Linked DNA regions of Homo sapiens: region 2 is linked to region 1. The links are chromatin loops, found by intact Hi-C in ENCODE. Cell type or tissue: breast epithelium. All regions are shown on one strand. Links, peaks and the distances in the headings refer to the core of each region. The heading gives the core; the rest is flanking DNA. Region 1 overlaps LOC105376626 (a long non-coding RNA gene). Region 2 has its middle 25 kb from the start of LINC02707.

The links. A loop is a pair of places that touch in the nucleus more often than their neighbours do. Peaks named below come from ENCODE experiments on the same cell type or tissue, not always from the same donor. Only the 100,000 strongest peaks of a DNase experiment are listed, where the experiment ranks them.
Region 2: it touches region 1 in a loop (7-fold over the local background); 4 of 110 quality-filtered maps call a loop at or near these places.

The regions. Positions count from the first base shown.
Region 1 is chr11:35,000,681-35,017,163 of GRCh38, reverse strand. It overlaps LOC105376626 (a long non-coding RNA gene), which reads left to right. Exons shown (of 4, transcript XR_001748180.2): 4 at 1-9,461. Among named protein-coding and RNA genes, the nearest start is that of MIR1343, 67 kb to the right of the region's middle. RefSeq lists an enhancer at 3,223-3,272. In breast epithelium, for the core only: no CTCF peak of the experiment used is centred there; no DNase peak of the experiment used is centred there; H3K27ac peaks cover 323 bases.
Region 2 is chr11:34,587,554-34,604,036 of GRCh38, reverse strand. No RefSeq gene overlaps it. Among named protein-coding and RNA genes, the nearest start is that of LINC02707, 25 kb to the right of the region's middle. RefSeq lists enhancers at 121-415, 3,709-4,908, 9,061-9,355. In breast epithelium, for the core only: no CTCF peak of the experiment used is centred there; no DNase peak of the experiment used is centred there.

The sequences.
Region 1 (16,483 bases), core at 10,170-14,169:
CTTATTTACATAAGTAGCTTTCCTAAAATCAACGGCTCCCATGAACAAGACATATATATTAATGCCTCACAGTCCAATATATGATGAGATAAATGACCACTGCTTCCTTATATAATGCGCACACACTTGCCTGAGACAAGTCAGCTGTTCTGAAACACAAGATTAGGAAATTCAATTTCATGTATACATTTCCATGAATCAAAAGTCAAAATCAAAGGACAACCTTCTGTGTTACAGTGAACTCTGGAAGTAAGTGTAAATAAGATAATAAGATATGCCCTACTTTGTTGTCATCTTTTTTTTTTTTTTTGCTTTTTGTTTTTTGTTTGTTTTGAGATGGAGTCTCACTCCGTCACCCAGGCTGGAGTGAAGTGGTGCAATCTCGGCCCACTGCAACCTCCACCTCCTGGGTTCAAGCAATTCTCATGCCTCAGCCTCCCAAGTAGCTGTGATTACAGGCGTGTGCCACCACGCCTAGCTAATTTTTTGTATTTTTACTAGAGACAGGGTTTCACCATGTTGGCCAGGCTGGTCTTGAACTCTTAACCTCAGGTGATCTGCCTGCTTCAGCCTCCCAAAGTGCTGAGATTACAGGTGTGAGCCACTACACCTGGCCAGCTATGCCCCACTTTGAACAAACATTGCTAGAATCTGGAAGAATCTTCTGTTAGCCAAGGATTGCTTTTGAGGTTCACTCCAAAAACTGAGCTACCACCGGGGACAAATGGTCTCATAATTTTGAGTGTGTAAAGTGCAGCGATTCCAGCTCATGAGCACTAATATAATTTTGGAAACAATATACCCACAACAGGCATCGTCTAGAAAACTAACAGGATCTCTTTTCCACTAGAGTGTATTGTTGTTGACTAAGTGTTTTCAGTTATTAAGCTGGAAGAGACATGCTGGGGAGAATGCTTTGGAGGAACAAGTAAGCACAGAACACAGAGAATCAGGTAACTTATTATTTCTCACCTTTCTCTTTCCTTTGTAGATAATTAGCAAACATTCCTTTCTCCACCTTATCTCTTTGTTGAGGTCATATCAGCAATTATCTGCCCTCTGGTTTATGCAAAACTACCTGAATAAGTCATAATTCAGAAGAGCTTATCAACTTTCTTCCATGTCCCGTTGCCCAAAAATAATCAGCAATGAAATATCTCAAACATACAGAAAAATAGAAGTAAACAAAACCACCTAGATTTATGAGCAGTTCACTCTCTATCTACATGCTTAATATATTTTTAATAAAGTCTTCAGTCATCACTGCCACATTTACAAGAATACTTGGCCTTTTGGCTTGTCTTCTGAACATATTTTTGCATGTAAGCCTTTTACATATTTCTCTGAAGTGGTTCGAAATCCATCAGCTCGATGGTCTTTATTGTTTCAATATGGCCCAATCCACAGGGCAGAGCATATGACTGGTGTGGTGGTTGCTGCGTGGCTTTGAAGTCACACGGATTTGAGTTCCAGTCCCTGCCTACTAGCTGAGCAAATGTGGTCAAGGGTCTGTGACTGAAATTCTCATTGATAAAGCAGGGATAATAATACCTACCTTGTTGTCGAGATGTCATGAGGTGATGTAAGCAAAGCATCAGAACAGTACCTAGCACATAGTAAGTGGTTATCATCAGCTTGTGTGTCTGCTGTATATGCTGAACTGCTTGAGTCCATCTCCAATTGAAGCTGTATTTACCAGGATCCACTCAACCACTACCTTGATCATTAACACCTCCTTATTTGTGGACTCATGAATACAAGGCACTTGCATCTGCGGGGCTTCAAACTTAGCCCAGTGAAATGGCAGTCTTTTTTAGTTTTCTAAACACCTGGAGGTGACTTTTTCCCTGCCTCTGACTTTAAAAACATAATGAAATTTTACAGAGTTTTATAGCACTGAACTTTATGTAAAATCAAAAGAGCCCGTGAAATAAGAGAGCAATTGGTTGTAAGCAAGCCCCTTCATGAACATGGGCATTTTTTTTTTAACGTCTTTGTATCTGTGAGCATCTCCTTCTCTTCCTATCCTTAAGTGTATTATTTGTCATGAAAGCAAAGTGCTTTTAAAAAATTGTGTTTGATTCCATGGTTCCCAACAATGGCTGGACTTCAAACTCACCTGTGGTGCTTAAGATTATATATCTGTATACTTTTGTTTAAAATGAATATTATAAAAATTTATGTTTAAAAATATGTGTGTATATACATACATAGTTACATACACCCAAGGCACATATGTGCATGTGTATACATAACATATACACATACATACATACACGCACACCACCACCAAAGCCCCACTAAAAAAATACTGGAATCTCTGGGAGTAATGGGGGCAAATAGGAGGAGTTAATGTTCAGGTAAGGCTATTATGGACCCATTGTTGAGAATCACAGTGGGTTAATTACTTGAAACAGTACCTATCTAAAGGACAGTTAAAGATTTTGGTATTAACCAGAAAGTCTTTTTTTTTTTTTTCTTAAATAATTTTGCAGGCAAGATGCTGCTGTTACAAGTTTTCTGTTCTGAATTATGTCTTCCATAGGAATGAAGCATCCACACAGTCCATCCAAGCATACTGTGAATCAAAACACATGTCATAGCTGGAACGAAAGCATTAGGACCATCTAACTGGATTCCACTGGAATGAGTCTCTGTGAAACCATGCCGAAGTCTTTGTAAACAACCACCCTAAAGAAAGCTACATGAAGAATAGCCAATAACAAAAGCACTGGATTTAACTCAATTTTGTGAAAAAACAAAAAAAACAAATATGATGCACACACTCTATCCTTTTGTGAACAAAATGCCACCAAACATTTGAAACTGGCCTAAGCATACATTGACATGTTTGACATGAAGCCCAGCCTTATTGATCAGCCTTTCCAATACCCCCCGCCCCCCATTCTTTATTCCCAATAGATACATCTTCTCACAGGTAATTGGGCAGAAAAATGCTTATTGACTGATCTTGAAAACTTCAATGCATCTAAAGCTGGAGAACATTCAAAAACCATGCTTCTCTTTATTTATTTCAGTTTCCATGGCAAGAGGAAAATAAAAGGCAACTGTTTTGAAAGCAACAACAGTAAACGAAGCAACATCTCTGGCAAGCAGGCAAACCTTAAAGAGTAAAAGTTATAAATCCCCATGTAGACAATACCTTGTAGGTATACCTTCCCCCAACCACGGGGATGACTCTTAATGGTGCTGACTAGGTATAGACACCAACTTGGGACCAGTAAGTTATTCTTAGAAGGTGCTAACTTTTGTATTTTCTTTTAGGTTCTTGCTGCTATGTTTCTCTTTCAATTGACTTCCAGAAATCAGACAGTGAAATCAATGGGGCTTTCCAGGCCACTGAATTCAAAGTAATCAGGGCAGGGTCAGAATGCTGATTGACTGTTTTCAACACACAGGGACCTGGAATTTGGGTTCTAGCTCTATCCCTCAGCACAGAGTCAGCAGACACAATGCCCTAGATGGTTGGATTTTCTAGTGTCTGTGACAGGCATCTTCAAAGCTGATTCCTCTCCCTCTGAGAAATCAAGGCCACCACCTTTAACTACTGACACAGTAGTGTACTTCCCGTACTGCAACCTCAGTCCCTTTTGTCACTTTTGCTTTGCATTCAAGTGCCTTGGCCAGTGTTAACTGCAGCACTTTGATTTCTCTTTCTATAAAGACTATCAAGTACCAAGTCATTTGTTTCTGCAACCATGTAACCCAAGGACATATTCTCCTGGATGAAATTCCAAGACCCCCCCCGCCACCAGAAGTCAGTGGAGAATAGGCACAGAAAAGATGATGAAGGTCATAGTTTCTAATAATTTGTTTTCTTTTTAAAAAAAATTTTTAATTTTTATTTTTTTGAGACAGAATCTCACTCCGTCACCCAGGCTGGGGTATGGTGGCATGATCTCGGCTCACAGCAACCTCTGCCTTCCAGGTTTAAGTGATTCTCCTGCCTCAGCCTCCTGAGTAGCTGGGATTACAGCCGCATGCCACCACGCCCAGCTAATCGTTTGTATTTTTAGTAGACACGGGGTTTCACCATGTTGGCCAGACTGGTCTCGAACTCCTGACCTCAAGCGATCTACCTGCCTTGGCCTTCCAGAGTGCTGGGATTACAGGCATGAGCCACCAAGCCCAACCAGTTTTCTTTCCTTTTTTTTTTTTTTTTTTTTTTTTTTTTCCTTTTTAAGGGAGGGGATTCCCTCAGTGGGTTTACTTAGAGTGAAACGGTATCTTGGCTTTGGACTTGCCCCTGCCTTCATTCATGTGGGTACTTTTTATTTAACTTTTCATTGTAGGTAGGCTCCCCTCTACCTAAAAAACCAAAGGGAAAAACCCCAATTCTTTAATTTACTCACATCCTGTTACGCTTTCACAAGCTGTTCATTTTCATACCAAGCCTCATCTTCTGCTGCCAACATCCTAGTTTGAAGGAAAGGGGGAGACAGGTCAACTGGTAGTGGTCCTGTCCTCAAAGGGAGAGAACTCCTGGGTACCTCTTTCCAGCAGCCCTAGGCTATTTCAAAATGTCAGCAGGTCTAATCCTAGAAGAAAACACCATTTACTTCTCAACCTGCTGGGGCATGGTGAGGTCTAAACAATACATTAACCAACAAAATCTGCCAGTTCCTGAGAACTGCCAGAGAACTGCCTGAGAACTCAGAGATAAACAGTAAGAGGTATGGTCAACCTTCAGGGGAATGAAGAGACTATCTCAATGCAGCAAAAATAAAGGAATTAATGTGCTCTGCAGCTTTAGAAAGGAACTCTCCTTCCTGGGGGTGCCTCCGTGTCCCTGGCTCTAGGAGACTACCTAACCAGCAAGGTTGATAGCATGACCCTGGCTCCACTGAAAACTTGGGCCTATAGACTGTCTTATTCTAAAGGGTGCTTTTTAATTCTAATTTTTTTTTAATTTTTATTTATTTTTTTTTGAGACAAGTTCTCACTCTGTTGCCCAGGATGGAGTGCAGTGATGCCATTTAGGCTCACTGCACTTTTGACCTCTCAGGTTCAAACAACTCTCTCACCTCAGCCTCCTGAGTAGTGGGGACTACAGGCATTCACCACCATGCCCGGCTAATCTTTTTTTTTTTTTTTTTTTTTTTGTAGAGACAGGTTTTTGCCATGTTGCCCAAGCTGATCTTGAACTCCTGGGCTCAAGCGATCCACTTGCCTCAGCTGGGACTATAGGTGTGAGCCACCGTGCCCACTCGAACCACTGGTCTTTTAATGTTTTCAGCTCCAGCTGGCAAACCCATTACCTGCTCTTCCTAGGCAGCATCCCTTGGTCACTATCCAGCCATCTGTTACTGCCAAAGCAAAAGTCCATGGCCCTCGAAGTGTGGGAACTCTGGCCATCGGCTACTTATCATTTTGCCCTCTGAAATCCTTATATTTCTTTCTGAATTCACACACTCAGAATTGGCAGTATATTCTTAAGCTATGAAGTCCTCCACTATATGCCCATCCCAAAAACCTAAGCGAGTAAGATTATTTAATCTAGGAAATGGTTATTTACTCTATAGAAATCTGATCTTCTCATTGCCCAATAACCATGGAATGCTGAAGAGTTGCCTCAGATGGCAGGGAGCCTGCATGCTAGCTCACACACTATCCCTAATAGCCATTTAATTTTGGGAAAAGACCCGTCTTTTCTCTGGACTTTAGTTTTCTCCTCTTTAGAAATAAGAAGCTGGTTAGCCAATCAGTCATGTCTCTTTCAGGTATATGTTCTACGCTTTGCAACTGCAAAGTTGACAATCTGAGAATGTGTGCACGCCAAAGGGGCTTAAAAAATAATATTATCTAACACTTAAGCACTTGATGTGTATTAACTCATTTAATCCTTCAATAACCATATGAGGTAGGTATTATAATTATTACCCCTATATTTTAGATGAGAAAAGAAGAAATAGAGAGAGGTTGAGTAACTTGACCCATTATCCAGTAGTTTTAAGGCTGGGGTTTGTATTTTTAACCACCATATGCAGGATAATGGGCAGATCTGAGGACTAAGCTTCCTTGACGTTTGCATGCTTAGAAGGTTACAGAGGGAGTGTGAGAATCACAGTTAATCTGCAAATCAATGGTATATACCGAAAATCAGGACAGGGGCCAGAGTGTCCTCACTGTTACCTGTTGGATTCCCTTGGCATTATTTAGTGCACAACATTACCATAGGAAAATCACAAGCACTTTTATGGCAATGGTGTAAATTAGGAGGATTCTGACAGTAAAGCCCAGAGTCATTCCAAGATAAAACGATCAGTTTGGGATCTCTTGGCCACCTACTGACCTGTCAGTGTATTGAGGCAGTTTGGGGTAGGAAGTATGTCAAATGATACTGGAGGAGGGAATACAAGAGGCCGGGCAGAGAGTGACTTATTTATTAATTATCTATTTATTTATTTTTGGTTGAGGCAGAGTCTCGCTATGTTGCCTAGGCTGGTCTCGAACTCCCACCTTGGCTCCCAAAGTGCTGGGATTACAGGTGTGAGCCACCATGCCCAGCCCCAGAGAGTGACTCTTGACTAGTTTGGAGAAATAAACTGACTTCAAGGGTCTTCAAAACACAGCCACTTGGAGGTCCTGACTGCCCTTTTCTGATCTCCAGCATGAGCCTCTGCAGAAGCAAGTGCCTTTCACTGAGTCTGACCCTAGCTGAGTGAGATCTTTGCAGAGGAAAGGACAACATGCTTATTTTTTTTAAATGGGCCCATAAGAACCCCGAAACCAAACAAGAAAATCAGGAAAGTTTCTTGTTAGTCTACTACAGACAGGTAGTGATGAGAACTTGGAATACTATCTAGATTCTGAGCTCATTGCTCTAGGGCCCAGGGTCCCAAATGGTGCCTCTTTTCAATGCTTATTTACCATAGTTTCATAGAAACATGACCAAGTGTCAGTTAGTTCTTTACCCTTCGGGTTTTTTCCATCATTAATCCTCTTGGCACAGGGTGGGGCTGAGCTGGGAACAATATCATATAACTCTAGTTGCAGCTGTCCTTATGCAAACCAGCATATCCGCAAGTTACCATGACCTTTTGGGGGAAACCAACATAACAGTGCTGGTGGACACAGCTTCAGGCTGCTAGAGGTCACTGATATGTACCATTGCAACTTGGAAGGAATTCCATATATTGATACTTTCTTTGATTCTATCAACCAAACGGCTTTGTGGGGCACATGCTATAGTACTGAATGAAATACCTTTCTTTCCCTTGAGCCAAAAGCACATAATAAGCTATAGATTCTTTGCTGCTATGCCATTGATTTACCTACTGTACTTTGTAACCCAGGAGGGCTATGAATCATCCTTCCTAATTTCAGCTTCACAAAACAGGTTGCTTTTAATACAATCTCTTCTTTATCTAGATTTATTTGTTCTGAACCCTAACACATTCTTAGGGCATTATTTCTTACTGAAGACAACTCTCCCTTAGTGTTTGTTTAATGGTAATTTTTTATTCAAGTTCTTCCTGGGTGTCCGCTTGCCCTTTAATTTTCTTTTTCACAGTGCTTTATATTCCTAGGAATACCTGAGTCACAAGTGGTCAGATTGCCAGCATTCAGCAATCCCAGGCAGGGGGCAGATTTTATTGCCTTTCTCTCTTCTCCTCCACGGGTTGCTCAACAGTGTTAACATTCTGATTTCTTTTAGGAGTGGAGCTCCAAGATAATCTCTTACCCTGCCCTTCTTACTCATTAACTTTAATTTCCAAAAAATGCCGCCGATACCATTCAAACACTAGTTCAGGAATTACCACGTGCTGGGCACTGTACTGGGTGCTGGAGATACTGAGAAGAAGAAACATGATCTGTTCTCAGGAAGCTCACAATATGGTGAATGTGATAATTAAGGTCATGATTAAACAAAGCAGGAAGTACTCCAAGAAAGGTGAGCAAGGCATTACAGGTATGCAGAGGATTGCTTGACCCAACCTGGAAGAATCCAGAAAAACTCATCCAAGGCTGGGCACAGTAGCTCATGCCTGTAATCCCAGCACTTTGGGAGGCTGAGGTGGGCGGATTGCCTGAGGTCAGGAGTTCAAGACCAGCCTGGCTAACATGGTGAAAACCCATCTCTACTAAAAATACCAAAAAATTAGCCAGTTATGTTGGCGTACGCCTGCAGTCTCAGCTACTCGGGAGGCTGAGGCAGGAGAATCGCTTGAACCCCCCGGGAGGTGGAGGTTGCACCGAGCCAAGATCATGCCATGCACTCCAGTCTGGGCAACAGAGGGAGACTCTGTCTCAAACAAAACCCATCCAAGAGCCAAGAAGAGGTTATGCTTGACCTGAACCTTAAAATACAAGTAGCTGTCATTTTGGGGGAGTCCAAACAATGGATGGGTTGATGTGGATACAGCAAAGGACATAATTAAAGAGTCATGGCCAGATCATGAAGGATTTTGTTCCTCGGGCTAAGAAATTTTAGCTTTACCTTAAAGTAGAGGAGCTACCAATTCCGAGCTACAGCGAGGAATCGTAATATAGCATTGTATCATGTATGAAAGGACAAAATTCATGCTACTTTCCTAAAAGTAAGATTCTGTGTCCCCGTTTGCTTCATCTAATATTGCTTCTTGGCCCCAGCAATAGCACACAGAGCACCGGAAAACTAGTTCAGGCTTATCACCAATTCCTGAAGCCAGTCTACCTCTCCAGGACACTTAGAGCCATGACCTTCTCCAAGCTCTCCAAGATCGCTGTGCTTGTTGCATATTCTGGTCTGCAGAAGGTGAAAGGGTACTAATCATCCTAGAAGCCTTCCTGGAACAGGATCTCTTTGCCTAGGGTCATAAAATGAGGGATCCAGATGGTACAGGGAAGTGTAAATGGCAGTTGGAGATGGGACAACAGTAAGTGCAGAGGCAGAGACACAGGTCAGCAGACCCCACATGTGACATGTCAAGTACAGGGAGTAGGGGAAGAGGTGGGAGACATGGTACAAGAAGTCAAAAGATCCACTGGTTCCCTGTATTCCATGAAAACGTTACTGTACAGAATATTACACATTTCCAAGTTGGAGACACTAAAATACAAAGGTACAAATTGTCTAAGCGCAGATATGAGGCAGTGGCAAATTAATAAAACAAATCACATGCCTGTTTCTAACCTGTTTACCATGGCCAAGAAGAGTCTGTGAAATCAAGTTAGACATTCTGTCTTTGAAATCATGCATTCACAGAACTTATGGAAGCTTTCAAGTGGAAATGTCTTTACTCTTTAAAAAAAAAAAAAAAGCTCAAGTAATGCCCTAATCATCTCTTATTATTGTTTGTATCTGCAGGATTTGGAAACTGCTCAGGAAAACAACTGGATTCCTAATAATCCCTGAACAATTCTTTTTTTTTTTCTTTTCCTGTGGACATTAGCCTTTTAATTTTTCCACAAGGAATTCTGGGCCAATTTAACTAATAAATAATAACAGAATTTTCTAAGTGCATGGTACTTTTGCTTTATCTGATTTCATGGCTTTCCTGTTCCATGACAACCCACTGTCTTTTCCCTCACATGTATGTTTTATGATGGTTTTTTCAGGCATTTGAAAAAGCTTTAACACTTTCACTCAAGCTAAGACACCTCAATTTTCATTAGTGACTTTATTGTCCAGGAGGTGTTACAGAGACTACCAAATAGTTTCAAAATTACTTGCTCAGTCACGATGCCCACAGTTGACTCTCAGCCTAGCAAAAGAGAAGAAAAGAAGTTCTTGTGTTTACTGTCCTGAACATACCCTTATGCTAGTATGCAATCTCCTCAGGTCCCCTCAATTAGGGTCACATTTCCGTTTTACAGTGATAATGCAAGAGACTCTGGGTACTGTTCAATGAATATAGGTTTAATGTAATATATGTATTTCTGCAAATATATATATATATATAAATGAGGATTTTGTAAGCACCATTTAAAATTACCTGAGGGGCATTTTCTAAGTAACTGTGAGTCTTTTTGTAAAGCAAAAGCCCTTTTAAAAAATAACATCATTCCTTATTTCATGTGTTCTAAGTTCAGGTTTTCATGGACTAATTTCAAAAAATGATGGAGGCCACCATTCTTTTTCATTTGTTGAGTAAGCTTTACACCAACACAAGAGGCCATCACGCTTTGCCCTTAAGCTTTACTTAACAACGATATTTGAGCATGTGGGCTACTGAGACAGAAAAGTTCCCCCATGAGTCAGCAGCCAGCCCCAGCAAAAGATTTCATGGTCCCAACTAACTAGCCCACAGCCTTTCATATTCAGTTCTGCTTTCTCAGTGGTCTCTAGGAGTCTAATTTCTGGTTAGGAACTGAGAAATTGGGTTGATTTCCACTTCCGTAGGATAGCAAGATATCCGCAGGATGTCAAGGGGGCTGGGCCAGTACCCCAAGTTAGCAGTAGTGAAAAAAGTGGCTGAGCCCCAGGATCTAGAGCACATGAACTCTTTCCCACCTCAAACCCCCATTCCACCCTCTACCCCATGAGGTCCCAAAGGAGATGAGCAGAGAACAAGACCTGGCAAAGAGAGGTTGTTAATGGAGCTCCGACCTCAAACCCTGATGTCTCACCTTAGACTCATTTCCAGGAGTGGGGCCCTGGGTTTCATATTTTAAAAAGCATGGCATATTGGCGTATGTCTCCCCCGACCCCCACCACCACTGCCATTGGAATGCCTAAGGCCAGTGGTGTGCTGAAGCTGGCTTGTACCAGCTCGTGAGAGCTGATTGTTAAACTTTTAAGAACTTTGCAAGCTGATTATTAAACACAGCTATTACTGAAAGCTAAATTATATAAGCTTAGGATTCAATAAATTATACCGGAAGCAAAGATAATAAATACCCAAAGCTCACCACTTCCTATTCATTTACTATTATCTATGTTCTTGAGGTTTTTACCTCTATTGTATCTTTAATGGTGGAAATACTATGTAATAATGGAGAGCTATGCATCTCTTCCTAATTCTACACTCAGTAACATTACATTGGAAGCTTGAAATCAGAGCATTTATACCACCGAAATCAGCAAATACTACAAATCAGGGATTGATTTATTGTGGATTGTCTCTAGACTTAAGAAAATAATAGAGAAAAATGTAAATAATGCAGATTAAACTTAAAAATGTCATGTTTGTAGTTGGTACACTATGAATAGCACAAAATTTGAGAAAATATTCCAGTATTTGAAAATTATCTGATTCAGTAGAGAAAGTACTCTCTTCATGGACAAACATGTAAACTTCTGTGTCACTGTTGTTTTAACTTTTATCTTATTCTTTTGTGTAAAGGAAAATGTCAACCAACATTTAGGTCAGTAACCTACTTATTCATCAACTGCAATCATAGTTTGGCTGCAAATAAAAGCGTTCTATAAAATCAGGTAAAGCATTCCGTGATAACATACAATAAGGAGTATTGTATGTTCTATAGTTCTTAGTAAGTCATATATTTTACTCCTTGTAAATCAGTAAAATTTATAACAGACTTATAATTGGTTATATATCCATATGCATTTCTTCTCCAAAGAGCTGGTTGTTAAACATTTACCGGCACACCACTGCTTAAGCCAAGAACAGAAACAGGTTAAACAGCCTCCTGGGCTTCTATCCCATAGGTTCACACCCTTATCTCAGCCCTTTAGTTTACCATTCTCCTGTCAAGAAGAAAACAAAGAATAGAAACCTTTGTACAATTAAATCAAAAGGAAAAGAAATATTCCCTAAGATCTAAGGCAGATAATTTAATCTGCCTAATCCAGCCCTTCCTAAGAAGGCTGCCTCTCAAGTAGGAATGGCTTGAGGCTGATGTGACCACACCTGCCATGTGGAAAAGCTGAGAGCAATAATAACAGATGGCAGACTTGGCACTGTAGCCTAATAAATATTCTCCCTTTTAATGAGTCCACATCAGATGGCTCCTTGGGGGCAATGGGGGAGAAGCAGGGAACAAAAGCAGTTTCTCTTGCTTCCTGGTCGGATCTCGTACATGTTTGGGGGTACATAACAAAAGATCAGTGAGCATTTCTGCCTTCCACCAAATGGAGTACACATGAACATCACAGCTTTGCGTACAATTACTTTAAAATCATCAATACTTGTATTTGAAAACATCTTTGTAGACTTGGAACCAACCCAAATGCCCATCAATAATAGACTGGATAAAGAAAATGTGGCACATATACACCATGGAATACTTTGCAGCCACAAAAAAGGATGAGTTCATGTCCTTTGCAGGGACTTGGATGAAGCTGGAAACCAGCATTCTCAGCAAACTAACACAGGAACAGAAAACCAAATACGGCATGTTCTCACTCATAAGTGGGAGTTGAACAATGAGAACACATGAACGCAGGGAGGGGAACATCACACACCAGGGCCTGTTGGGGGGTGGGGGGCTAGGGGAGGGATAGCATTAGGAGAAATACCTAATGTAGATGACAGGTTGATGGGTGTGGCAAACCAACATGGCAAGTGTATACATATGTAACAAACCTGAACGTTCTGCACGTGTATCCCAGAACTTAAAGTATAATAAAACAACAAGAACAACAAAAAAGAAAATCTTTGTAAAGTGAAATAAAACCCAAATACCAGACAAATACATGGAATCTTGAAAAATCCTGTTACTCAATGGTGTTGTTTGGTCTTTAGGCCAATGCTAATAATCAACACTAACCACTAAGGAGTGTCCTTCAGTGCAGGAAAAAAAAATGCAGTGAAACTTTACATTTTCTTTTTAAATGGCCAGCTCTGTCTCTCATCAAATCAGATGACTGACTGACCATATTATTCTTGAGCTCCTGTGCACGTACCTATTCAATTTTTCTACATACTTCCACGAAATTTATGTTCTATATTTTTCATGAAACATACCATGAGTATTTTCCATGTTGTTAGTCTTATTCCCCCCTGCATGTTCTCCTTAATAATTTTTCTCTTGAAAAAAGCAAAAGTCCACCAAATATCTGTTATCTGAGTATCATAAGGTAGAAACCTTAGGTAAAAAGTCATTCCCCAATTAAAGGGAGTGCAATTTTTCATTTATGAAAAAACACAACTGGGGGATATTTTTAAAAGGAGGCTTCAGGTTAGTTGCTTTTGAATGTCTTATTTACCGTATCATAAAAAATAAATATACAAGATGACTTATCTGGTCTCCAAATAAGAAATGAGTCAATGCTACGAGCATAAAATGTTCACATATCCACCCACCATAAAAGGGAAACTGGCCTCAGAACATTTTACAAAAAAGCATAATGTTATGGGCTAGTCTTGACAAATAGTGCTTTTACTTAATCGAGTATGTTTTTGACAGCTAGGCACAGAACACTCCAGCAAGATTCCCCCAGTCCCTTAAAAAAGGAATGCATTTGGTGGGGGTCAGACTGACTCATTGAAAGGGTTGGAGCAGGGAAGAGTGAGAAATCCAATCAGCCTGTCATCCTTACAAGGTGTGAGCCTTGTGTTAATACTGTACAAAATAATTGTGTTGGTGATAGTAAGGATGAGGGAACAAGTGACATACTTTAAACTTGCAAAATAATCTGGGGAAAACCAAGGAGGTACTTCTACCTCCCAAGCTCTGCTAACTGCATAGAAAGAACATGTACTTTCAACCACAAAGACATTTATTACATTTTCTTTTTAAAAATTTATTACTTTTCCTCCTCTGTAACTTGTCATCCCAGACCAAAACTAAAGAACTCTTTGGTCATCACCCAATAACATGCCCTTTAAATAAGAACACTGAGGTATTATTTTCCTGTTTGACTCTTAATTAATTCACACCAGCTACCACCCCTTCATGAATCAGAAGGTTGAAGGAATACACTATACATTAATATTAAAATCTAAAGGAAACCAAATGTCAAATTACTGTGGTTTTAGCCACAGACTTATTTCTATGGCATGTGCAACCCCTGTAGAAGATGCTCCCGAGAAGTTCAACAGGCTGTGTTCACTATATCAAAAGAGAACTATTACCCAACTTATAAAAATCTTTTTAATGTGCTGAACTCCAAAATTTCCTAAGAAATAGATGTTTTTAGAAAGGAGACTTGTGAGGCTCTGGGGCCAGGCTGCCTGCCTTGAAATACGGTCACTGCTACTTATTAGCTGTGTAATCTCAGATTTAAGTTACTTAATGAACCTTCTGTGAAATATTGATAATACTAATACCTTTCTGTGAAATACTGATAACACAACCTATCTTATTGGGTTTTGGTGAAGACTTAATGAGTTAATAATATGTATAAAGTATTCAAAACAATGTCTGGAATACAGTAAGTTAGCTATTAGTATATTATATTTTCATGGTCAACATATGTATAATTTGAAGAAAAGGTCTTTATCTACTTAATGAGAACCAAGTAATTAGATAACTATAAAAATATCTACCTAGAAAAAGTCCTATAATTTCCCAAGTAAAATACTTATTAATCTATGTTTACCAGTTTTTCCATTTTTAAGACTTTTTACAGCTGGTCATGGTGGCTCATGCCTGTAATCCCAGCACTTTGGGAGGCCAAGGCAGGAGGATTGCTTGAGGTCAGGAGTTCGAGACCAGCCTGGGCAACATAGCAAGACCTCATCTCTACAAAAAATTTTAAAAACTTGCCAGGCGTGATGGTACGCACTTGTAGTCCCAGCTATCAGGAGGCTGAGGTGGGAGAATCTCCTAAGCCCAGGAGTTGGAGGCTGCAGTGGAGCTATGATCACGTCACTGCACTCCAGCCTAGGCAACAGAGAGAGACCCTGTCTCAAAAAAAAAAAAAAAAAAAGAAAAAAATTTAAAAAGCCTGGGCGCGGTGGCTCACGCCTGTAATCCCAGCACTTTGGGAGGCCAAGGTGGGCAGATCACGAGGTAAGGAGTTTGAGACCAGCCTGGTCAATATGGTGAAACCCTGTTTCTACTAAAAATAAAAATTGGCACATGCCTGTAGTACCAGCTACTCGGGAGGCTGAGGCAGAAGAATCGCTTAAGCTGGAAAACGGAGGTTGCAGTGAGCCGAGATCGTGCCACTGCACTCCAGCCTGGGCAACAGAGGGAGACTCCATCTCAAAAAAAAAAAAAAAAAAAAAAAACTTTATGAAGCTATTACTCTCAATATTTTCCAAAGTTGCAAGGACTCATTTGCGAAATGAGAAAACAAAAACAAACACACAAAAGCCCTGTACCCCACTGAATCTTGAGTTTCCATTTTGTCCAAGTCATAGTCTCCCGTATTCTCAGTTCATAGGAATAATGACTTCCAGCATTCTCCAGTAAAAATGGCTAAAATTGCACATTTTTAAAGGCGGGATTAGCGTTTGCTCTCAAAATAGGTACATCGACAAAAGTGTCCATTCTCATTCTTCTAAAGTTGTATCAAACATTGAAAGTATAAAGAGAATACCTGAAACTCATCATGACATTCTAACTAGTATTTAACAGGTTAAGGCAGAATACTTTCTTATTAATTTACCAATAATAGACAATTTGGTGTCAAAATGAAATGCCCACAAATAACATAAGGTATTTAGTAAGTAATAAAATCTACTTAACTGTGGGAGCTATGCAATTCATGAAGAGCTACATGGTACTAGCAGGTGAGTAAGTTGGCTTCCACACCTCAAACATTCATTTTGAACTAATAAAGAGCATATTAACTTGATTTTTAGCATTAAAAATACTGAATGTTAAAAATAATATTTGATTTTCACTCACTCCTATAGTTTTGCAAGTTAGCTCGAGAGTCCAAAGATGCTTATGATTCTCTGAAAATAAATTTAACAGATGATCCCCTTGAGAACAAAACAATGAGCGTCAAGATATGTAAAGATGCATTTGCACACACAGGACACCTTCAAAAAAAGCAGGGGCCAGGGAAGAGGTAGGAGAGTTGAAGAATTAAAATACATTTTGATTAGACAACGGTAAGTGTCTATTCCTCATCTTTCTTTAGGACGGATGACTTAACAAAGAATATTTTCTTTGCGAATAGTAGGGTGTAAATAAAACTTTCTCTGTACAACTAACATGCCATATGAGTAATTTTCCTTCCAACTAAAAGTTTCTAGGCTTTGTGGGAATTAGTTATTGTTGTGATATGTACACACAGGTATTGAGCCAAGGTCCTGGAAAAATGAACTGATGAATTTATGTATTTGGGTGTTAAATATTTGATTACTGAAATTAGGGAAACCAGACAAAAAGTGGGGTGGGTTATACTCAGTAATGCAAAAAGCTGGTTCAAATGTCACCTAGTCAATGAAGCCATCTTCTCAACTATGCACATGCTTTGATTATAGAATCTGCTGAATTATGTTTGGGCATGTAAATATCACTTACCTATAGTTTAAATTGATTGAGGGTAAAGGCTGTTAGCTATGCACAGCAGATATTCACAACTGTTGAATGCATAATATATTTCAACATTTTACTTTTGCTTTACATTTTAGTAAATGTCTCACCCAGCAAATCAGGTAATTTACTTAAAACAGTG
Region 2 (16,483 bases), core at 7,529-11,528, 410 kb after region 1:
CGCTAAACTCGAATTCCCAATCTCAGGTGATCCACCTGCCTTGGCCTCCTAAAGCGCTGGGATTACAGGTGTGAACCACTGCGCCCAGCCACACTGCCTGATATTTTAATTAATCCCACCCCTGTCACCTTCATCTCTCCACCCACTCTCCAGCAGCCACTGCACTCAGTGCACACCATCTCCAGGAGGGACACCACGAGGGCTAAGCCTGGAGCCTGACAGCAAACACCCTACCCTTCCTCCTAGCCGCCAAGGATTTCTCTCTCTTATCTCAATCCCCACACTTTCCCCGAAGGCAAAGGTCACTGCAGGAAGCTCCCCAAAGTTAATTAGCCCTCATTCTCGGAAGCCAACAGCCTCCTACTCTAAATAAGGAAGAGCCGTCCAGTCCCTTTGAACCCGCGTTCTCCTTAGGTAAATGGGTTCTGCACAAGCTCATTATCAGAATCACCTGGGAGCTTTACCAAACTACAGGTGCCTCGCTGCCTACGACCAATTTGCTGAATCAGTCATTTCAAGATGGTGCCCGGAAAGCTGTATTTTGTGCCCCTTTGGAGAGTCCAATGTTCAGCCAGATTTAGAAGCTGATATGCTTCATTGGAAACAACTTCTCCATAGGCTCTTTATTTGGCCAAGTAACAACCACAATTATCTTATCAAGGCAGGAAGTGTCGTTTAGTACACAGGCTTTGGAGTTGAGCAAACCTGGATTCAAATCCTGGGCCCACCACAAGGAAGTGACCGAGTGGCCTCAGGTTAGCTGCTTAACAACCCTGTGCCTCAGTTGCCCCAGCTATAAAATGGGGGTATCAATGGCACCCACTCATCATCAGGTTGTTTGAAGGATTCCATAATCTAATGTGAGCAAAATGCTCTATGCACTGGCTTGGAGTAAAAGCGAAAAAAATACCAGCCATAGTTAATGTGGATTGGTTTTATCTTGGTAACCAAAGGAGACTCAAAGTGGTTTGCAGGGAAGACAAGAGGAGAAGGGGACAGAGAAAAGTGAGAGGGAAGGCAAGCTGAAATAATTTTTGATGTTCAGATCTTATTTGCCCCTTTCCCTTTAACAAGTGAGGCTCTAAGGCCAGAGGCCAGGATTCTAGGTCATTCCTCACCCCTTTCCCCACCTTGTGATCTAGAGATCCCACACTGGATAGGTGGCCAAAGTTGCTGAGTGACACACAGATGTGGGGCAGACATTCGCCAAGAGAAATCATCTGAGTGGACCATTGAGAAGGGCAAGCGAGGACCCCTGTGTAATGTTAGTATTAAGGGAGCTTGGGAAGGCCCTACTCTTCCCTGACACACAGCAGATAATCCCGTCTCCCCTCCACTAGCATACTTCTTTTCTTCATTTGGAAATGGAGGGCTCTTTCCTTGTGGTGGATGATCGGTTCACTCACTCATTTACTGGTTCCCTCATTCAGCAGATCCCCACTGATTGCCTGCTGGGCACCTCATCCTGTTCACATAGAATATGCTGCTGGGGCCGGACATCTCTGGCTTGCCTCCCGGTTTTACCGATTAGGAACCTGGGACCCAAGAAGGTGAAATGACTCAGCCACAGTCTCGCAGCCGGCAGGTGGTAGCACTGGATTTAGATCCAAGTGTCCTGACTTGCACTCCACACACTGCCTGCATGAAGGGCATGGCCAAGTTCTATAAGGAAATTTGTCTCTTCACCTCCATCATTCACCTGGCACAATGTCTGGAGCTCGCTAATTGTTGGCAGGTGGAATGAATAGTTTGAAAGCTAAATCTGAGAATGATTGTGAAACTAACACAAGAACAGAAAACCAAACACCGCATTCTCACTCATAAGTGGGAGTTGAACAATGAGAACACATGGACACAGGGAGGGGAATATCACACACCGGGGCCTGTTGATGGGTGCAGCAAGCCACCATGGCACATATATACCTATGTAACAAACCTGCATGTTCTGCGCATGTACCCCAGAACTCAAAGTATAATAAAAAAAAAAAAAAAGAAAATTAAATCTGTACTGAGCACAGAGCCATATAATGTGAAAAGGGCAGTGTTTCTCTAACTGTAATGTGTACACCAATCACCTGAGATCTTGTTAAAATCATGGTGCTAATTTGGGGAGTTTGGGGTCAGCTGGGGATTCTATAGTCCTAGCAAGCTTCCAGGTGTGGCTGACATTGCCAGTACCAGACCAGAACCTGAACAATGGACAGCACACTTTGAAGCCAGAGCGCCCAGATTCGAAGTCCAAATTTGCTACTTATCGGCCGTGCAGCCTTGAGCCAGTTATTTAAACTGACTGTGCCTTGGTTTTCTTGCCTGTAAAAAGAAGGGTGGTGATGATAATGGAGTACCTGCTTTACAGGGCCATTGGGAGATTCAAGTCAGGTAATAAGTGTTAAGCACTTTGTCTAGTGTCACTTGCGCATACAAGGCACTCAGAGGGCAGAAGGTGGAAGGAGAGCCTTCCTTGAAGTAAGGCAGCCTTCTTGCTTTCTGCCCCAGACCCCACCCCAGAAAAGTCAACGTATTCTTCTCCGGGATACAGCTAGTCTTGATCCAAACCATCAGACCACCCTTGAACAGCTCCTGAAAACAAAAAGGATGAGCTCACTCTAGCCAAAATAATCATCAGATCAGCCCAGAATGTGACCCCAGCCCCAGCTGTTGCACAGCTACGTGAGCCCAGCAGATGAAAATGTTCCAGCAGGCAGATGTGGCAGGGTGCTGCTTTACAGAGTTGAAGTTCCAGCTGGCAGTCGTTTAGATTTGTTTCCCCTAAAAGCCTCTTTCCTTGAGCACACTGACAGCAGAGACCCTGTCTGATTTATCTTGGATCTCTGCACCCTGCACAGAGCTGGCATAGTAAATGGGCCAAGCTGAATTCCAGGCCCAGACCTTAGAGATAAGGGAAGGGCTCCTTGAAAACTGCTCCTGTTTGTCTTCAGGGCTGAGGCATGGCTGAAGGAAAGGGCCCTAGGAGGAAAGGGGCAGCGGCTGCCACTGGACCTCAGCCTGGGATACTGCAGCCCCTTAGAGACTGTATGTCAGCTCTCTCCAGTGAACAAACTCAGTTTGATCGCCAGTTTCTCTGCGCGGGCCAGGTTCTGGCGTGTGCAGGCAGGGAAGCACTAACCTCTGGGTTGGGCATTTTCTCAATTGTTTCATTCTCTCTCTCTTATCTCCAGCTAGTTAGTGATTAACTGCTCTTTGAAAGTTTCCCAGCCTCCCCCGAGCTCCCCAAGAGCACAGGTGGCCACTGGGTTGGAGCAGAAGAACCTGACTGAGGGCCCAGTTCTCTTTGCAGGACAGGGAGGACCCAGAGGCACAGCCACTGGGTCATGGGCCCAGTGGGGTAAGGCCAAGAGGTTTGGCGCTGTGCTGCCTGCCAGGGGTTACTGGGAGGGCATCAGAGAGGCATGTCTGCAGGCGCCGGTTCCTTGGAAGTCTGTGGGTGAGTGGGTGGGGGTGGAGAGGGACAGAGGATACAACCAGGATCTGGGAGAGAGAGAGAAGCTTGACATTATCTCCCCACCACCAGGGGCTTTCTGTACAAACCCTCACCCGGGGCAGCTTTCATCAGATAACACCTACACTTACAGACAGCCCCCATACGTTGGAGCAACCACCTCCCACAGCTTTTTCTAGTAAGCCCCACCCCAGCTGAACCACAAAGGAGACCAGGTAGAAGAAGCAGCTGACTTGGTCAAGGAAGCACCATCCAGAACCTTCCAGGAGTCGCTGAACCCTTTCCTTTCAGAGTGTGGGCCTCTCCTTCATCTTTTCCTTTCTTTAACCCTGGGATTTTTTATTAGAGGTTTATAATTCCACAGAGGGACTTTCAGGGAGACCTGTAAACCTCTAAAAAATACAAACAATATGCAATATATGTTTTGGCTGAGTGTAGAAGCCCATCCTAGAAAAATGTACTTAGATATGTATTGGATTTTCAGCCCCTGCCCGCCTTCCTGTCTTGCTGCCTCTTCTGTGGGTTGCTCCCTCTCCTTCCTGGAAGCCCCTCTCTCTTCTGCCTGCCCTGTCACTGACCTAGGCTCTTGGCTGGCTCAGGGGAGAAGCAAATAAAAGAATGATAGTGGTCGGGGTTGGACAAGTGACAGTGGAAAGGAGGGATCATATTTGGAAACTGCTCTCCCCCTGTGGTCGCTTCAAGACAGGAGCAGGAAAAACCCGGGCAGGAGGCTTGATTAGAAACTAACCCCAGATGAACTCTCTGTCTGGTATTTCCGGTAGGGGGTAATGACACTTGCTTTTGTGGCTGGTTTGTGAAAAAGAATGGGTCTCCTCATAAAGGAGAAGAAAGAGATAATCTTATGAGTACTAGCCCTGGGAATTCAAAGACAGATGATGGGGAGGTGGGGCAGGAAGAGATTAATTTCAGAAGAATTATGACTATGGCTTCTCGACCTCTTGGCTAAGATCGAGTGCAGAAGAAGTATGACTGATGCATTAGTAAAGGCAACCAGAAGAGGACTGGGCAGCGTGCTCTGTTTGTTTTTGATGGCACCATATTGGCTAAAGGCTTTCTATCCTTTTGTGCCTTCGCCAGGTTTGTTAGAATGGCTTCCAGCGGCAACTACCAATAACTCCTAGGGGACCACCTCAAGACTGAAGGTGAGGCAAAGACTGTGGACTATGAAGCACCTCTTTGTAGCCCAAGTTGCAAGAGGAGCCTAGCAAAGGAAATCAGATGGCAGCAACGCAGAAGAAGCACATGGACGAATCCTCAGAACCCATAGTAGAAGAAACATTTGGGTTGGGTGGATTACCCTGACTTTCAGATATGATCTTCCCCTTCCAGAGGTTGAACAGGACCTTTCTAAAAATTTCCCATCTGCAACTTCAGTTGGCAAAGTGCCTTTGTTTCTTCCAGGGCTGAGTGGCCATTTTTACACCAGTAAAATTCAGAAAAAACAGATGTTTATACAACTGATTTCTTTTTCATTCAAGTGAAAATTACTTTATGTAGGTGAATCCCAGAGTGAAAGAAATACATATTCTTACAACTCAAATTCACTGCTAAAAAAAAGAAAGCACAGAAGGAAGTCAATAAAAAATGAGCATCATTAAACACATAAAAAGATGCTCAATCGGCCAGGTGCAGTGGCTCGTGCCTGTAATCCCAGCACTTTGGGAGCCGAGGCAGGCAGATCACTTGAGGTCAGGAGTTTGAGACCAGCCTGACCAACATGGTGAAACCCTGTCTTTACTAAAAATACAAAACTTAGCCAGGCATGGTGGTGCATGCCTGTAATCCCATCTACTTGGGAGGCTGAAGCAGGAGAATCACTTGAACCCGGGAGGCGGAGGTTGCAGTGAGCCAAGATAGCACCATTGCACTCCAGCCTGGGCAACAAGAGCAAAACTCCATCTCAAAAAAAAAAAAAAAAAAAAAAAAAAATGACACTCAACCTCACTGATCATCAGAAACACTAACACATGAGAAGCCACTGCATTTCCTTCAAATTGGCAAAATTAAAAAATCTGATGATAATAATTGTTGGCCAGGATGTGATGAGGAAGGAATTCCAACCCACTGCTTGTTCAGGAGTGTTGATTGTTATAAATACTTTGGAGAGTGATTTGTTAATATCTAGAAAAGAGGAAGATGCACGTGCCCATAATCCAGCAAATATAAGCCCATGGAAACTTTACTGCATGCTCACATGTACAAGGATATTCAATGCATCACTACTTGTCAAATGAACATTTGGAAGCAAAGTAAGTGCACCTCAGTAGGAGAATGGATACACACATTGTGCCAGCCATCACCATTTGTTATTTCATTTATTCTTTTATTCATTTTTCATTAAATATATTTCCATGAGTTTGTATTATTATACTATGTAGAGAATCACCTGGGAAGATTGTGAAAAGGGCCGAATTCCTGGTCCTACCCTCAGAGAGATTGAGTCTGGGAATGAGTCCAAGAAATGGGGCTCTTTTCTAAGTGCATGTGATACAACTGCATGTGGTCCTGGGTCACACCATATATAACCATTCATTCTGCCATTGGATTTCAAGTTGGATTACAAAACTTGCAGGGCTATGTGTGGCCCCTGTACTCATCCCTTACTGGGAAGGAGGCCTGGATTGCTGGAACATGGGAGCCTGAGAAACTTCTGGATCCTCAAGCATCAGGCCCAGAGGAAGACAGCAGAAGAGGAGATAAGGGGGTACAGTGAAGGGGAAAGGATAGGGAATGGGTCTGAGGGCAAAGAGGCCTAGAACAGCACATCTTCTGATCTTTTGCCCAGACACAAGTCTACCCACAGATCTTTGTTAACAAAATTTGTCTTGGAACTAAGAAAGCTACCCTCCTCTCTCCTGTCCCTCAGTAACACTTAATGATTCAACTCAACAGTTTTTTGTTTTTTTTTTAAGTCCCAAAGGCTAAGGTTCTAGATCTGGGTCACTTCCCACACATGACCAAGATTCGTGAGAAAAGAGATGACATTGAATCAAGCTTTTATCTGAACCTTTGGTCTATTTTTCCTTGTCCACAGAAGTAGGGAAGTAAGTATTCATAGGGAATTTAGCCAACCTTTGTCCAAACAGTTTAACACCAGTCACATAATTAATCAGATAGTCTGGCTTTTATAGCTATATCTAATATGCATGTATTAATTTTTTTCAAGGCCTTAGAATCTTTTATCTATATTCAATTGAGAAATGGTCTCTAAGCGTAACTTAATGTTTGTTTGATGAAGATGCTTTGGGAGTACACAGGAACCATGAAGAAATTTAAGGAACTGGAAGTCCCAGTTAATAGAGAGTCCTGGTTAATGCAGTGCTGATAAACAGAGAGTTGCTGTATATAGAGGTGGTGCTGTGGGCTTGTTTGGAAAACTGTTCACTTACTGGGCAGCTTACTTACCCTCACTTACTTAACCTGAAGGGAGAGAATCATAGAAGTGAGAAATGGAAGGAAAAATTAAGCCATCCTCTGTTTGACCCTCTTGTTGTATGCAAGGAGACTCTGTTCTGTAGAGGAGAAATGCTCCCCTGAGTTCAGCCAGTGAGGTGCCTGCAAGGACTGGAGAAAGAAAATGAGAAGCCAGGGTATTTCTCTGCTCCCTCTCTGCCCTGAGCATGCCTCCAGCAGCTACTACATTTCCTCCATGGCCCCAGCGCCCTCCAGACAAGCCCATCAGGGATTCCGGGAACACTATCTCCTCCCTTTCTCTTTTCAGCCTATGAATACTAGTGACTTTCTGCTCTTATTAACCTTTGAGCTATCTCTTTATCCCCTCTTTGGCATTGCAGCTTTTCTAACACTGGTGTGACCCATTCCCTGCATTAAATTCCCTCTGTTGAAGACACTTAGGTTTCTTCCTGATTAGACTCCAACTGATAGAGGAGGTGACTGGTCTTTACTTTCCAGACCATATTCATTTTACAGAAGAAAGAACAGATTTCTAGAAGTTCAAGTAACATGCCAATGTTGCACAGCTACCGAGCTAGCAACCAGTTGTCTCGTGGCCGGTGTTAATTTTCCTACAGTATTCTGGCTCTTCTCTCTCTCCCGTAGTCCCTACCAGCAAAGACATTCTTTCTGGGTCAAACTAAGGATTCATTTGCGTCTCATTTGCACATGATGAAAAGGTGCTATAACTACGCAAAGTGCACATCCAAAGGAGTTCAAGGGAGTATTCATTTCTATTTTGGTCTTTATAAGAATATTTTGCATTTGAGTCAACAAAGCTTTGTCAGCATTCTGTAAATCCTAGGGCAGCATTTCTCAAAGTCACAATTCCCTAAAGGGCATGAGGGTGCACATCTTAGTCCATTTACGCTGCCACAAAAGAATGTCATAGACTAGGCTACAAGCAACGGAAATTTATTATTCAGAATTCTAGAGGCTGGGAAGTCCAAGAGCAAGGCACCAGCAGATTCAGCGTCTGGTGAGGGCCCACTTCCTAGTTCATAGATGCCATCTTCTCACCGTGACCTCACATGGCAGAAGGGACAAGGGGGCATTCTGGGGTCTCTTTTATTAGGTCAGTAATCACATTTATGAGGGCTTCATCGTTATCACCTAATCACCTCCCAAAGCCACCTGGTATCATCACAGTGGAGGTTTAAATGTCAACATATGAATGAGGGGGGAACACAAAAATTAATTCTATAGTAGGGGATACTTTGGTAAAAACACAGATTTCCTGAACCCACTACCACCTACTGAAATAGAAAAATCTGGGGATGGGAACTGAGTGTATTTTTAGCTAGCAACACAGATAACTAGTATTAATAACTAGCAACCTGGATAACTAGTATTAATAACTAGCAACCTGGATAATTCTTATGAAAACAAGTTTTGAGGGCCACTGTTCCATTATGTAGAAAAACATTGTCCGTGTACACACAGAAGAAGGAAGGATCAGGAAGGTGACTAGAGAGCTGGCTTCTGGCCAGTCAAATAAAGGTCCAGCTCCTCTGGCTTCCATCCCCAGTCAGAGGTACCACTTACTAACACCCTGCTACGTGTCAGGCTTAGCACTATACATTGCAGGTACCTGGTTTTATGTACTCTTTACAGCAATCCTGTGAAGTGGCTACTATAATTTCCATTTAACAGACAAGATATCTGATTCTCAGATTAAATAACTGTCTCTGGATCACCCAGCAATGAGCCAAATTCCAACCAAGTTCTGCTTGACTCCAATGTCAGACTCTTCTCTATTCAGGTTGCCCCTTCCAGAACGGAGCCTGCTTCATCCCCAGATGATCAATGCAAACAATGATACGCTGAGTTGGCTCTGTGTGGTGTGTCCTAATCCTGTGCTCTGGGCAATCTGGTGTTTCCTTTCTGCTTGTTCTTGAACGAGACATTGGTGTATCTGCAAAGGGGACAGGTGAATGGTATTCCAATTCCCCCTCCTGAGACAGCCCCTGATGGGATGAGATCCTGCAAATGGAGCTGCCGGTGGTTTCTTGATTGTCCTTCCTAGTTTTCCCAGGAGCTCTTGGGAGCTCTTCTGCCCCTGCACTTGGCTCAGAAGCTTCCGGTTTTGCCCCAAACCAGTGGGAACCAATCAGAAAGCCTGAAGCGGCAGATGTCTGCACTAATCCATACAGGGAGGACCTGAGGGAAGCAACTAAGTTTTTGTTCTTATCACAAATGTTTAAAAAATCAACAACATGAACGGGCAAGTGTGCCACCACACAGTGCTTGACATCTGGATGATCTTGCATCATCTGAGCTGCCTTTTCTTTCTTTCTGACACATTGCTTTACGTGCCTGATCACCATTCTTTTGTTGACATTGCTGTTTGGATCAGCCAGCTGATGACACAGCCAGATAGAAACTGGCTGAGGCAGGGGTAGGGGTAGGGGATTCTCTGATCAAGCTGATCATTCAAAGGGTTGCAGAGAGGGCCACTGGCCTATTAAAAAAAAAAGTCCTACACTCCCCACATCTTTAGTGTTTTTCTTTTATGCTTCCCAACAGTTTGGGATCCCAACCTGCATGTTCATGTCTCAGTAGGCATTTGCCATGTATGTGAGGCTGCCTGGCTAGCTTTAGACAGCACAGGTTGAGTTCAAATCTCAGGTCAATCACTCACTAATTCTGTCTTCATACGTATGCTAAATAACCTCTCTGAACCTCAGTTCACTCATCAGTAAAACAGAGACAATAATAACATACTAAACTTTTAGAGCTGCTGGAGGAGAAATACTTAATTTCATATAAAGTAGTTATCACAGCACCTAGCTTGACAAGTATTTCTTGAATTCCTTCTACATGCCAGACACTATTCAAGGCACTGGAGATAATTGTGGTGTACAAATAAAACAGAGTCCCTGCCCTCAGAGAGCTTATACATTAGTTAGGGAGGCAGACAGTAAACAAATGGGTACGTTTATAGTATACTGTCACTTAGTGATATGTGATATAAAGCATGGTGAGATGATGGAGAATGGCAGAGGGGAGACGGAATGCTGGTTATTGGATAAGGTGGTCAGAGAACCCTCTGTAGAAATCACATTTGAAGAGATGGGATGAGGGATTAAAAGATGAGGGATTAAAACAGATGGGTATATGGGAAGAAGAGCATTCCAAACAGCAGGCAGAGCAGGTGCAAAGGCCCTGAGGCTAGGGCAGCTTTCCTTATTTAAGGGACAGTATGGAGGCCAGTGAGCACAGTGAGCCATGGGAAGAATGGGGTAGTTGAGGTTGAGGAAGAAGCCAAAAGTTGAAGTATAAGTGAGATGCAAGTAGGTAAGTTAACAGGCAGGTAGGTAAGACTAAAATCATTCACTTAGTCATAGTGTCTTTATATCTTGGGTGGAAGTCTGCTAGATACCATGAGAGACACAGAGATGAACAAGACAGAGGATTTATCTTTGATAAGCCTTGAACCATTAGTTTAGTAGAGGAGAAAAGTATCTAAATAATGAGATAATAAAATAATAGACACCATGAAAGAAATATGGGTAAGTCCTAAAAGCACCTGAAAGAAAGTTTTTGTCTCTCATAGCCAGTCCCTCCACCAGAAACGTGGAAAGATTAATAAAAGAGAAGGTATTTACATAAAGACTGTAAAACAACAGTGCTCACTATGCTCAAAGAGATGAACTTGAACTAAAAACGTTTTGGCAATCAGCTGAAACAAAATCATTGCAAATTTGAGGAAGAACCAAATAGGAATGAGAATTTTAACATTTAAAAACCCAATAAAAAATGAAAAAGTCATTCAGATAGGTTTAATAGCAAATTCAACACAGGTAAAGAGATAATTAATGAACTGGAAGGTAGATTAGAAGAAACTACCCAGAATGAATAAGAAAGAGATAAAACAATGGAAAATATAAAGGTGAGAAAAATACAATGAGCAGACTTAACATATTTCTAGGAGTCCTAGAAAGAGAAGTTAGAAGAACAGCAAAGTCATCTCCTAAAAATATGGAAAAAAGGAAGTACAAAAATCAGAGCAAAAATTAATGAAACAAAAAAATACAATAGACAAGATTTAAAAGGTAACAATTTTTACCTTTTAAATGATAAAATTGATAAACTTCTGCTGAGACAGATGAAGACAAAAAATGGGAAAGGCACAGATAACTCATGTCAGTAATGAAAAAGAGAACATCTGTGGAGAAAGGAGAACCCTTGTACACTGTTGGGAGTGTATGTTAGTACTGCCATCATGAAAAACTATTTGAAAGTTACTTTAAAAACTAAAACTAGATTATCATATGACCAAGTAACTCCACTTCTGGGTGTTTATCCAAATATTGAAATCAGATTGTCTAAGACATGTCCTTACTCCCATGTTCACTGCAGCACTATTTACACTAGCCAAGTTATGGAATCAACCTAAGTGTCTATCAATGGATGAATGGATAAATAAAATGTAGTATATACATGCAATGGGATAATTCAGCCTTTAAACAGAAGGAAATTCTATCATTTGCAACAACATCACTGAAACTGGAGAACATCATGCTAAGTAAAATAAGCCAGACACAGAAAGACAAACACCACATGTTCTCACTTACATGTGGAATCTCAAGCAATCAAATCCATAGAAGCAGAGAGTAGAATGGTAGTTACAGGGGCTGTGGGTGAGGGGAATGAAGGAGTGATGGCCAAAGGGTACAAAATCTCAGACGGGAGGAATAAGTCTTTTTTTGAGATTTATTGCACACCATGATAAATATACAGCTGCTTCTCAAATTATGATGGAGTTATATCTGGATGAGCCCATTGATATTTTCAACTTACTATGGGTTTATCCAGACATAATCCCAACATAAGTCATAGAGCATACTGAATGCATATTCCTTTCACATTATTGTAAAGTTGAAAAGTGATAATTCAAATCATCATAAGAAGTCAGGAACCACCTGTAGATAATAATAGTGTACTGTGCATTTTTAAATTGTGAAAAAAAGTGAATTTCAAATGTTTTCACCACAAAAAATGATGAGTATTTAAGGTGATGGATATATTAATTTGCTAGATTTAATTATTCCACATTGCTTTCATAAATCATAACATTGTTTTGTGCCCCATAAGTATACGCAATTATAAATTGTCAATTTATAAGCAAAAATAACATTATTACATGTGTTGCAGACATTAGAAAGATAATTAGAAGATATTATAAACAACTCTGTGAATTAATTTATAAATTTTGATAAAATAGACAAATTCCTAGGAAAACACTACTTACTAAAATTAACAAAAGAAGAAATAAAAAATCCTAATAATCCTATAACTATTAAAATCATTGATTTAATAAAAAATCAACCTGTCATAAAATGTTAAGATTTGATGGCTCAAGCAAATTTTATGAGATAAAGAAGATATAATGCCACACTTATGCAAACTCTTCCAGAAAATAGAAAAAATGAGACTCCCTATGTTATTTTGTGAGGCTTGAGTAATCTTGATACCAAAACCCAATATGAACAGTATGTGAAGGAAAATCACAAGCCAATTTTATTCTTGAACATAGGCTCAACAATTCTAAATAAAATATTAACAGGCCAACACCAGCAATATATATTTAAAAATACATCATGTCCAAATTTGGCTTACTTGAGGGTGCCAGTGTAAAAATTGCTTTAACTTTGGAATATCAGTGTAATTTACCAACTTAACAGATCAATTGGGGAAAAGTCATATAGTCATTTCAATACATGCAGAGACAAGCATTTGTTAAAATTCAACATCCACTCATTAATGGATTAAAAGTCTTAGAAACTAGAAAAAAGAAAACATGCAGGTAATCTGGTGAAGAGCTGCTACAATAAAACCTATAACAACCAGATTGTTTAAAACAAAACTCTGAAAATTTTCCTTTCGAGGCTGTGTACAGAACAGGGATGCTCACTATCACGACATCTATTCAACAGTGTCTAGGGACCCCACATGGGAAATGCAAGAAAGAGAAATAAAGACATAAGAAACAGAAAGGAAAAAATTGAAGTGTCATTTTTGTGGATTATGTTATTACCTACATAGAAAATCTATGGGAAGCTGTGGATAATTTTTAGAATTTAAGAAAGTTTCATAAGGTTACTCAATAAAGTCAATACAGAAACATGAATTAAATTTCTATATACTAAACACATATATTTGTAAAATGAAAAATATATAGCAATAACATTTACACTAGCATCTTAAAAATATCCAAAACCTAGGGGGAAATCTATCAAAAGATGTGCAAGAACTTTGCGCAAAACATTACAAAACACTCGAGAGAAATTAAAGAAGACCTGGAGTAAAAGAGAGAAATTCTATGTTAGTGGCTTGGAGCACTCCCTAATTTAAATGTCAGCTCTCTCTAAATGAAGCTATGGATTCAATAAAAGTCTCAGCAGGATTTTTAAAGAACTTAACTAGCATTTTCTAAAGTTTATATGGGATTGCCAAGGTTCCAAACTAGCCAAGACCTTCTTGAAGAAGAAATGGGGTAAGAGGACTTGCTCTACCAGGTATAGAGTCTGCTTATCTTACTGCAGTAATTAAGACTGTCATTTTCATTCAAAGATAGTTAGATGGAAGTGCACGTCACTAGCATTTTCCTGTATCTGGGTATTCCCTCCTTCCAGGCAAATCGCAAACAGCACGTCACAACCTTTTGCAGGTGGGTGGAACTCTGACTGGTTCTGACAAATAGGCTGTAACAAGAAGGGAATGATGGGTGATGCTTTCATTCTGGGTCGATGAAAACCTCATGGACCATTTCCAGTCTCTCTCCCCTGGATGGAGAGTACTTCCAATGGTGCAGACACTTCACCTTGCAAAGGGCGGTTGGCCTGATGCATCTCCTGCATCAGAAGTGAACTGCCAATGGAAAACAAAAATGACTTTAGTGTATTCATCAGTGAGATGTTGGGGTTCTTTGTTACCTGAAACAAAGCACAGCCTGTCTGATCCTGTTCAACTTATAGACAGACCAATAGACTCCAAGAGTGCCCAGAAAGAGATCTACCCATGTATGAACAATTGATTTTTCAACAAAAAGTGAAACTGCAAAGTAGTGGAGAAAGGACAGCCTTGGTCCAACTGAATATTCATTTGAGAGAAAAAAGTAGAACTTGTCTCTACTGCATGCCATACACAGAAATCAATTCTAGGTGGGTTATTAACCTTATTTGAAGGGCAAAACTGTATAAAGCTTTAGAAGAAAATATGAGAGAATTCTTTATGACTCAGGAAATGATTTCCTAAATAAGAAACAAGAATCATTAACCATAAAGGAAAAAATAGTTCAATTGTATTCTATTAAATTTCACAAGAAAAAAAAGTTTTGTTATAAAAGGAAATAACAAAGTGAATACCTAAATTTTAATAATTGTTATCTCTGGGTGATTACAGGCTGAATTTATTTTTCTGATTTTGCTTATCTCTTTTTTCCAATTATTCTCTGACGAATATGGATCTCTTTTGTAATTTAAAAAAAAAGAAAAAGAAAAAACTAGAAAGTTGTTAGTTTTTGTTTATGTTTGTAATTAAGAAGAGGTGGTAATCCCAGCACTTTGGGAGGCCAAGGCGGACGGATCATGAGGTCAAGACCATCCTGGCTAACACGGTGAAACCCTGTCTCCACTAAAAATACAAAAAAAAATAGCTGGGAGTGGTGGCAGGTGCCTGTAGTCCCAGCTACTCGGGAGGCTGAAGCACGAGAATGATGTGAACCCAGGAAGCAGAGCTTGCAGTGAGCTGAGATCGCATCACTGCACTCCAGCCTGGGTGACAGAGCAAGACTCTATCTCAAAAAAAAAAAAAAAAAGAGGCGCTGCAAAGTGAAGATGTGGAATAAGAGTCTTCCAGACTTTACTCTTTCTTGGTTGCTAACCCAAAAGGAAAAAAATCCTAATGGTGGGATTTCAGGCAGTGAGGAAGGCGGATGTAGGTGGGATTTGTTGGTCATTGTGGCCTTTTTCCATTCAGGCACTAGAACACCATCCAGGCATTCTGCTATCCCTTGTTTAAAACCTTTCTGCTGCAGATTCACAATCTCTACTTCTAGAGGGAGATGCCCTTGAGAGGTCTTCTCCCCTCTCCCTTTTCCATTTATAGTCTTCTTTCTTAGATAGAAATACATTTTGACTCAAGTGTCTTTCATAGGGCTTAACAGACCTGGACATGTGGCACCAGTGGCCCTGCCCCACGTGGCTGTCCATCTGGTCTCCCAGTGACAGACACTGGAGCCCTCTCTCTTCCTTTGGTCACACCACGCCAGGACCTTTGTAGAATGTTTATTAGGCACACGTTTGACTCTGAGCAGCTTGAATATAAAGGACTCTTAAGATCTAAAGCGCAAGCAAAGAGACTTATTTTGGCTCTTGGTCTTTATAGTTATATTGGCTCTTATTTATTTCTTAAACATTTATTGGGCACAGGTAGTAAACTCATCATAGACCATGGCTCCTGAAGCCCTGATAATTTAATACCTGATTTCTGGAGTCTGGGGAAACATGGAAGGTGTCCTGTAGGATGAGGCAAATTAGCTGTCAATAGGCAGAAATGGCCAGCCATAGAGAAAAGTGGGCTTTAAATGGGTTTAGATATTCAAAAGTGCCTCATGATGGTCAGAAAGAAGTCTCTGGAGTAAGGATGGGCATTAGTAGCCCCTATACTCATCTCCACCATTAGTCTTTATTGAATACTTACTATGTGCCAGAGACTGCTGGCCAGGTACTTTACATACATCATCTCATTTAATACTCACAGCAATCTTGGAACATATATGATATTATCCCCTTTTGGAAGATGAGGAAATTGAGACTCAGAAAAGGTTAGGTAATTTGCCCAAGGTCACATGGTTAGAAGGGGGTGGTGTTGAGCCAGGAATCCAGTCTGTCAGACTGGAAATCCTTATCTCTTTTTCTGACAGTAACTACTGCTCTGGGCAATGACCGTCATTTGTCTACATCTTCACAAGATATTTCCATTTCCATTTCATGCACTTTTGAGGTAAAACAGGATCATTGATTTATGAAGACTGTTTTTATCTGACATCCATTTCTTCAGGACGACTTTCTGCACTGCAGACATTTGCCCCCTGTGATGATGGGGTCCTTGCTACAACATGCTGTCACAAGGTCTAAATGAGATCGTGCATATAAAACATGTCGCTCAGAGCATGACACAGAGGAGACTCTCAACACACTAGCTTCCATTAGGACTGTCGCTCCCTCGGTCCCAGCACTGCCTGTTCCTCTTTACCTTTGCAGGTAGTGGGGAAAATATACAAGGAGACCTAGATTCTGAGTGTTTCTTGGACACGGGTGCTGGCAGCTTTGTGCAGGAGTATCTCTCAACATCCCTGGAGTCAACATTCTGAATGTCCTGTGTGATGCTGATATCACCAACTCTGTAGACCCTGAGCCTGCTCACTATCACTGAGCCTTCACGTCAAAACAGGAAAATGATGAGAGGTGACTGGTGCTCCGGTAAGAAACTCCGATAAGTTTCTGCATCAGATCCTGTACATGAGAAAAACTGTCATGAAGA